Regions from separate parts of the Homo sapiens genome. Here region 1 is linked to region 2. Evidence: chromatin loops called from intact Hi-C (ENCODE). Cell type or tissue: Calu3. All regions are shown on one strand. Links, peaks and the distances in the headings refer to the core of each region. The heading gives the core; the rest is flanking DNA.

Region 1 (4,395 bases), core at 140-4,139, 120 kb before region 2:
GTTTAGTTTCACAAAAAAAAGTGATTCAAAATGAAATAGCTGAATGAAGAAGGTAATAGAAGGGAATTTGAGAAGAAAAAAGGCTCATTTTTATAATATAAAATATTACCTATCTTAACAAAAAAAATTTATGTTCTTTTTACTGTTGAGCTCCGGTATAGCTATAATTCTCTAGTTAAGATATCAAGGTGGTATTCACAACAGAGAAATATGTCTTGTTCTAAAAGTTGTCTGTCCAGTCTTGCTGCTTTTAAATATTGTAGAGAATCACTCTGTGAGTGAGTTCAAATACTTCCTTTTATGCTGAATAAATAAACTTGCTTCCAAGTCAGGATGAGCAGATAGCTCCAAACACTAAACACTTACTGGCATTCAGTATGAGAGTCCTGGATGTGATCCCTCTAATCAGTGGGCTAGTACATCCTGAACCTTTAAGGTGAGGGAAAAAAAAGTGTATGAATTCATTATGTAGTTTTTTGTACAAATGACATTCATTTGTATATAATATTCTGCACCTTTTCATGTATATTATACACATACCTTGCTGTCGCTTAGTAAAATCACCAAACTTTTTACTCAATTAAGTGTCTTGGGGGCATCTACAGTTCACCTGGAGGGCATCAGGTCACCAGACGTGGAATGGAGATCAAAGAATTTTAATATCACCCAGTTCACACTTTTGCCAGAGGGCATTCCTGAGTTCTGCCAAGGGCAGTGCTCTAAGTAGAAAGCTGTTAGAGATCCTCAGCCCAGAGGCTTAGGTCTATCCTGCTAATTTTATGGGGAAGAAACTAAGGCATAAGATGCAAAGATGATGGCTGCCGGGTGGTGCAGTGACTCACGCCTGTTATCCCAGCACTTTGGGAGGCTGAGGCAGGAGGATCACCTGAGGTCAGGAGTTCGAGACCAGCCTGGCCAACATGGTGAAACCCCATCTCTACTAAAAATACAAAAATTAGCCAGGCATGGTGGCAGGTGCCTGTAATCCCAGCTACTCAGGAGGCTGAGACAGGGAGAATTGCTTCAACCCTGGGAAGTGGAGGTTGCAGTGAGCCAAGATCACGCTACTGCACTCCAGCCCGGGCAACAGAGTGAGATACCATCTCAAAAAAAAAAAAAAAAAAAGAAGAAGAAGAGCCTCATGCTGGTTAAATAGTTTTGTTATGCATTAGAGCTGGAAAGAGTGGTAGTTCAGCTGCTCCTGAAAGCAGATATGGCCTTGGGCAGAATCCTCCTTTACTATTCCCTAGAAGCCAAATGGGGCCCACAGGTACTTCATTTAGCTTGTACTGTTCAGGCCTACAGTGTTTCAAAATAAATTAGTTGCCAACATCTAAAAAAAAAAAAAAAAGAAAGAAATTGGTTTCCACCTTCTCTTAAAAAACAAAACAAAACAAAACAAAAATCTGGCAAGTGGGGCCCACAATTCCATGCAACAGGAATGGGCTGAGAGTGGTCAGTGACTGCCTCCTTAAATGGGACACAAACCCCAGTTCAGTCAAAGCCCCAGGACCTGCTGCCTAGGGTTGTGTGCCCTGCCTGTCTCTGCCTTGCTTTTCCCACCCAAAGCCTATGGAGCACTAGTGCTTTGGGGTTTCCTAACTCACCTCTGCTATTAGACTTAGCTCTGCAGAGTCTGGCTCTATCTCTCGAAGCCCTGATTTCTTCTAGGTGGCATCCAGCAAACTGGACAGTCTTATAGGTCTGTTAAGCCAGAGCTGGAATCTTATACCCTCAGTTGGCACTTGTTCATTTTCACAGGGGTTTTTTGGACCTACTGGAAAGCGTATGGTAGTGCAAATTTTAGACCGGAAGACAGGCCTGGTGGAGAGAGATTTTGGTACAGGTGAATCTGCCTATTGTGTCAGCCTGGGAGATGTGCTAGCCTTTTTGAGAGTGGGGTGAGCCAGATATTTGAGCCTGTAGTTAGGTGGTAGGGTGGTGGAGCAGTTACACCCCTCACCAGAGCTATTCCAGAAAAAGAGAAAGCTCTCCCACCCCCATATCCACCTCCAGTGGTTTCCCTCAAGGAAATTCCCTCAGGGCCTGGAGCTTCCACAGGCCTCTTTCTGGGGCCAGCCCAGCCATGACTGGGGCTGGAGCACACGAAGAAGTGCATCACAGCCACCTGATGCCAATGGGGCGCCAGGCCTTCCGGCAAAGTGCCAGGCATTGCTTAGGGAAAGATGTGGCTCCTCCCTCGCCTTGCAGGTACAGCTCCAAGGTCAAACAAGACTGGAGGGCAGCCAAGGCCAGGACGTTGGCATGAGATCCTGCAGCCCAGAAAGGGAGAAAACCTGTTTACTTATAATTCTGCCTGTGCCATTCCCCTTCCCCATAACTGGCCCTATATTCATTCTGCACTGTGATCATCAGCCTGACAGATGATTTTGTTCCTAGCTTTTCCTTTTCTCTCTCTCCAAACTTATAGAGCTGTCTGGTTTTAGAAAGTGCTTAACAAGACTTGTGTTTAAACAAGAACCCTGAGAACCTTAAGGAATGATAGGCAGAGGTCAGCAACCTTCCTCAGAGTCTCCTAGTTTTTCTTCACAGCCCAGAAGATACTGTCTGAATTTAGAAAAATCTGACTATGATCTGAGAGACTGCAAGAGAGGGAAAAGAGAGAGAGAGAACAGAATTTGGAAAAAAAAGTCCATAAAGCTTGTGTGTTATTGGCAAACATTTCTTATTTCCCTCAGTTTGCAGGAATCTGAGACTCAAGGAGCTGAATTTCAAGTCACACCAAATATTATCACCGTCTACACACATGGACTCACAGTCCAGATTTAGATCCTGGGGTAAAAGATGATAGGAAAATTAAGATCATACATTTAATGCTTAAAATCAAATGGTTGACTTGCTTAAGTGTAAATTTTTTTTTTTTTTTTTTTGAGACAGGGTGTCACTCTGTAACCCAGGCTGGAGTGCAGTGTTGCAATCTCAGCTCACTGCAACCTGCAACCTCCACCTCCTGGGCTCAAGTGATCCTCCCGCCTCAGCCCCTTAAGTTGCTGGGATTACAGACATGAGCCACCACACTAGGCTAATTTTTGTATTTCTTGCAGAGACTGGGTTTCCCAGGCTGGTCTAGAACTCCAGAGGTCAAGCGATCCACCCGCCTCGGCCTTCCAAAGTGCTAGGATTACAGGTGCGAGCCACTGTGCCTGGCCAAATGTAAACAATTTGATTCTACAGGGAAATTATTCAGTATCAAAAATTATTTTCATGAAGTCAAAGTGTATTTGTTGGGTGACTGATATGTGTACAACCTCGGCTCTAAAGGAGTTCATAGCCTAACTGGTTTAAGAAGGCATGGGTTTTGGAAAGGATTCATAACAGTACAAATCTCTGCCAAACAAGGTCAGAAAGTTATAGGAGTAAGGACATTTCTTGGCAAAAAGCAGTGCTGTGAGTTTTTACAACAAAGAGTTAGATCCATCAGGGAAGGTTTTGCTGAATTTGATGTTTAAAATGTTTTACCTCTGCATAATGGCAACCCAGTGTCTGGCCAGACAGACAGGACTATATCATATTTCCAGCATCTAGAACAGGCCTGACACATAGCAGAAGCACTCAATTTACAATTGTTGAATGAGTGAGTGAATGAATGAATTCTGGTAAAGAAAGCAGGTAGATTCCATCATTTTTAGGCATTCCTTCTAGGCACACTTCCCAGCAGAACCAATGATTATGAAAGTCAAAAGCTTCCCGTGCCCTTCACCAAGACATCATTCTAGGAGATGCTTCTCTGCCAGGGGAAGTCTGGAGTAGCAACTTTGCTACTTACAGCTATGTGACCCTGGGCAGGCTCCTGCACCCTTTGAGCCATTGTGCCATCATCGTCAAGTAATACCCACTTGACAGGGTTGTGGGAACATCAAAGGAGATAATGTAGGCAAAGCTTTTAGCAAAGTGCTAAGAGGGGCATAATAAGTGGAAACTGCTTTCTAATTCGACTTATTCTAATTGGCATAAAAGAAAAGTGCACATTTACCTGCCCTAAGAGGCTTTTTAATTTAAAAAAATTTTATTTGGTCCTTCTCTCTCCAACTTAAAAAAAAATTTTGTTCACTGGTAAAAGAAATTTTCTAGGAAAACACTAATGAAAAGCTGGGGGGGTGGTGGGGGGGGGAAGGAGAGCCACTACTGAGGCACTTAGGGGCCTCTTACTGAGGGTTCTTCCCTCTCCAGAACAGGCCAAGTGCTTCCTGACCACACCACTACATTGGAGCAGGCAGGGTTAAACCTGGTGGTGAATTTGAGCAGCATTTCCTTGGCAGCAGCGTGACAAGCCACGGTACCTTGCAAACTGCATTTCTCCCCACCTTCTGCTATGCTGGAAGCCGGCCACTCCAGCGTCTTGTTTTTGTGTATGAGCTTATCAGTAAAAAGAGA
Region 2 (4,395 bases), core at 77-4,076:
TCCAAAAGTTGATAGAGGACTTGCAGCAAAATAGTGGTGCTTATTTCACATATTAGCAACTTAGTCAATCTGCTTTTCAAAGTAGCTGTCCGTAAAAACCCAAAAAGCCCAACAATAGTATTCCAAACAACTGCATGGTTCTCATTCTCTTCCAGATCAAATTTTCTTTTTGCTGTTTGCACATGGCCCCAGGAAGATCTTGCTCATGATCAACAAAAGCTCTCTGTTTATTCCTAGAAGATTTTTGTGATAACAATACAAAAATTCTAGTGGAATCCATTGTTAGGTGAAAGATTTTTCTCCCGGGGGCAAGGGGGAGAGATTACAGAGCGGGCTATAATATTTCCAGCATTAAGACAGCAGAGGTCAGCCCAGGTGCTCTTTGTTGCTGATGCCCAAAGGGCACACTTGTATACCTCTGCTAACTTGTTGACCTCTGTAACCTGTTTCTTTTTCCTAGCCCCATTTCTTGCCTTATAGTCTCTGATCCAGAACAAATCATTTAACACTTGACAATTGAAACAGCTGCTTAGCTCATGACTCAGGCCCAAAATGACCCTTAGAGTTTTGTCATTTTTGTCAAAGAAATTCCATTCTAATGGGTGGGGAAATGCATGCAACTACAATGACTGGGAGCTCTAATTTCTGGTCCTTGTGCCTCAAGCAAGGGGACATCATACTCTCCCTCCAAGTACAGTGGATGAAAATGTGACTCTGGAATTTTTAGAAACATATTTATTATGTTTCCTAATTTTCAAAAAGCTGATTTCTTGGCTTAATTTCACTGTGATAAGAGCACATACGCCGGGCGCGATGGCTCACGCCTGTAATCCCAGCACTTTGGGAGGCTGAGGCGGGCAGATCAGGAGGTCAGGAGTTCGAGACTAGCCTGACCAACATGGCGAAACCCTGTCTCTACTAAAAATACAAAAAAAAAAAAAAAAAAAAAAAAGAACACATGCTTAGTAGTTTTTTTGAAATACACTGGAGCTTGCTTTATAGCACAGTATATAGTCCATTTTTATAAATGCTCCACGTATGCTCCAAAAGATTGTGTACCCTACAGGTATTGGGTGCAGTGTCTACATACATCTATTAGGTCAAGTTTGTTGATTGTGTTGTTCAAATCATCTATACACTCACTGATTTTTTCCTCCTATTTGTCATGTTAAACTCTTTTCGGTTGTTTTTTGTGGGTAGTCCCAATAACATAGCCCATCACGTTACTGAAAATGGAACAATATACCTGTTATAAAATCAAGACACATCTATATTCCTTTGCCAATATACTTCCTGGCACCCTAATATTTGGCAGAGCGTATGTTAAGGAATTGGTGAGCCCCAAACTGTGGGATTGAGGAGGAAGAAACATAGAAAATCATGGTTACTTGAATTACCACTGAAGACACAAAATGGAATCGTTTAATTTTTATTTCTTTTTTTTCCCTTTTGACATTTCTTCTTGCCTGATAATTTCACTTTTAAAAATCATAGCGATTAGGTCAGACGTGATGTCTCACACTGGTAATACCAGCACTGTGGGAGGCCAAGGCAGGCAGATCACCTGAGGTCAGCAGTTCGAGATCAGCGTGGCCAACATGGTGAAACCCCGTCTCTACTAAAAATACAAAAATTAGCTGGATGCAGTGGTTGGTGCCTGTAATCCCAGCTACTAGGGAGGCTGAGGCAGGAGAAGTGTTTTAACCCGGGAGGCAGAGACTGCAGTGAGCTGAGATCGCACCACTGCACCCTACCCTGGGTGACAGAGTGAGACCCTGTCTCAAAAAAAAAAATAATAAAAATAAATAAATAAATAAATCATAGGGATTAAAAAATGAAACACCTTTCTGTTGAGTAGCAAAGCCATAAAAGGCTTCGCATCTGCTCGTTTGAGCCCCAACACAATATACATCCTGCCCCAACGCAATACACATCCCAGCTAGATATGTCCCCAAGCTATTCTGTAGTGTCATAGCTGCCATTTTGTATTACCTTGTTTCAAAACAGTTTCCCATAGACTTGCAACTTTTTATAAGTTGGAGATGATCAGCAAAGGCTCACCAGCAAGAATAAGCAAATGCAAATCTCCAGCCCACTCTCAGGCTTTGCTGGGAGCCATCAGAATCCTTTACTCTTGTTTTTCCTCCCCTGGGCTGTGATTACACTTCTAATGATTCATCTCACTACAGTCAGACAGGAACGGGGCTTTCCCCCAAAGCAATGAATGCATTTTTTTGTGAACAAACCTAGTACTTCCCCCACACACAACTTAGACTTCCTTCTGGAAAAATAAAACATCCAAGAGTTAATATACTGATATGTAACTCAAAGGAGGCTCTTCCTACAATACAGCTTTAAAGCATGTTTCCTTCAGGTTATATGAATCATAGAGATTAAAAGAAGCCCAAATTAATTAAATTGTTGGCAGAGATGCAATCCACTTTTGCCCATCCAGATTTATGACCCTGCAGGAGACATTCAAATGCTATTTTTCTTCATTCCCCATCCCCTTTCTCCTTTGTCTCAAAATGTCAGGCAACTACCCAGAGTTAAATTTCACCTCTGCTCTCTGGAAAGGCTATTTGGGTCATTCATCTTGGCTCAGAAATAAGTTCCTAGCTGCAACTGAATGTGGAAATGATTGGTCCTGCTGCATCCCAGTGAACGGTTTTCTAGGGCTATGCTGCTGGAAAAATCAAATGCAGAGTGACTGAGTCTGGGACTAATGCAGCAGTTTTTCATTCACTATCACTTCTCTGAATGCTACTTACCAGAAATGATCTAATGACTCAGGGAGACCACAGTGACAAAGTGCTCGAGCATAGGCAGATTGATGCTCCCTCTGGCAGAGGTGGATGTAAAACCAGCTTTGACCAGAATGCTAGTTCCCAGAACTTGCAGATTCAAATGTGGGCTTTCTATCTCCTCACACCCACTCTCATGACAGTTTTGGCAAAGGATAGGCAGGCTCGAGTACCAATTGCAGACTACAGCAGGGACACGGGTAAAGTGGATTCAAAGGTACGCAGCAGATACCTTGAATATTTATAATGCACCCACCATGTGCCAGGCACCTCACACGCATCCTGTTTCGTACATCAACGATCTTGTTGGCTGCCCAGGTAGGGCAATCAAATAAAATACAGGCCAGCAGTTACATCTGATAAAAATTCGTTTTTAGTGTAAGTATGTCCAATGCAATATTTGGGACATACTTCTACTAAAAAGTTTGTCCATTATTTGGAATTCAAACGTAACTAAGGGTCCTGTATTTTTATTTTATACATCTGAGAACTATACCCCAGGAGACATTTGGTAAAGCCTGGAGACATTTTTAATTGTTATGACCTTGGGAAGAAGGGTTACTACTGGCATTTTGTAGGTAGAGGCCATGGATGCTACTAAACATCTTATAATACACAGGACAGGCTCACCACCTTCAAACAAGAAGTATCCAGCCTAAAATGTCAACAGTGCCTAGGAGGAGAAATCTTGCTGTGAACTAGTCACAGTGTCCATCCATGTCATAGGTGAGGTACTCACAGGTAATAGACCAAAAGCTTGAGGATACTTCGAAACTTCGTTTTCTAACAGAGGTGTGAAAACCGACTTTTAGGAGACCCCTTTTTATTCCTGCATGAATGTGTTTTGTTTTTGTGTTAGTTTTTGCTATGCAATTATAAGCTCTTTTGAATATACTTTTTTGTTATAAAGTTAAACTATAGGGGTTTCCCATACTCTTTTTATGCACCTGGAAGCAACTTTATGTACCCTGAAGTTGACAAGTAAAGGTGACACACAATGAAAGAGTAAAAAGAGTAAAGAAGTGATGTTCCCCTTGGGGTTTTAGTAAGAGTGTAGCATTCTCCATCAAATACTTTCTGAAAACACCCACAGCTTATAAATGGTTATTACCACAGAAAAGTAATAACCATATATTTCCTAAAGCGTTTGCGTTCTTGTCTCATAAAAATGGGAGAAGTTGGTTCTCAAAATTCCCGTGAGTCCTCAGGAATAGGGAAACAGCATCCTTAATAAAAGCACCTGGCACTAACCACATGTCCCTACAAGTTTACACCAATAAAGCTGCAGCCATGCAGCGGGACGGGCCCACACTGGGTTCCACAAGACCTGCAGTGAGAATGCTGGGAATCAGTGTTCTCTTCAGGTCTCTCGAAGCTCCTGCCTCCTGGACTCCACGCTCAGTTCTCATGCATCATCGAGCCCCGTGAATCCAGTATCACCAGTATTCATTGTCTCTCAGCCCTCATCCACCATCACAACTCACCTCTCAATAAGAAAACTTGCTTCACTGCAGCTGCACTTTCCCTTCCCCCTCCCACCTTTTCCAGAATCTGCCCACAATCAGGTTATCTCCTTTCTGTCTACCTTCCA

Evidence for each region. A loop is a pair of places that touch in the nucleus more often than their neighbours do. Peaks named below come from ENCODE experiments on the same cell type or tissue, not always from the same donor. Only the 100,000 strongest peaks of a DNase experiment are listed, where the experiment ranks them.
Region 1: it touches region 2 in a loop (2.8-fold over the local background); 1 of 110 quality-filtered maps calls a loop at or near these places.

Annotation. Positions count from the first base shown.
Region 1 is chr5:76,384,343-76,388,737 of GRCh38, reverse strand. No RefSeq gene overlaps it. Among named protein-coding and RNA genes, the nearest start is that of IQGAP2, 17 kb to the left of the region's middle. In Calu3, for the core only: no CTCF peak of the experiment used is centred there; a DNase peak (open chromatin) is centred at 2,167.
Region 2 is chr5:76,268,174-76,272,568 of GRCh38, reverse strand. The region is part of intron 4 of SV2C (synaptic vesicle glycoprotein 2C); the gene reads right to left. Among named protein-coding and RNA genes, the nearest start is that of SV2C-AS2, 41 kb to the left of the region's middle. RefSeq lists enhancers at 1,168-1,667, 1,668-2,169. In Calu3, for the core only: no CTCF peak of the experiment used is centred there; a DNase peak (open chromatin) is centred at 2,178.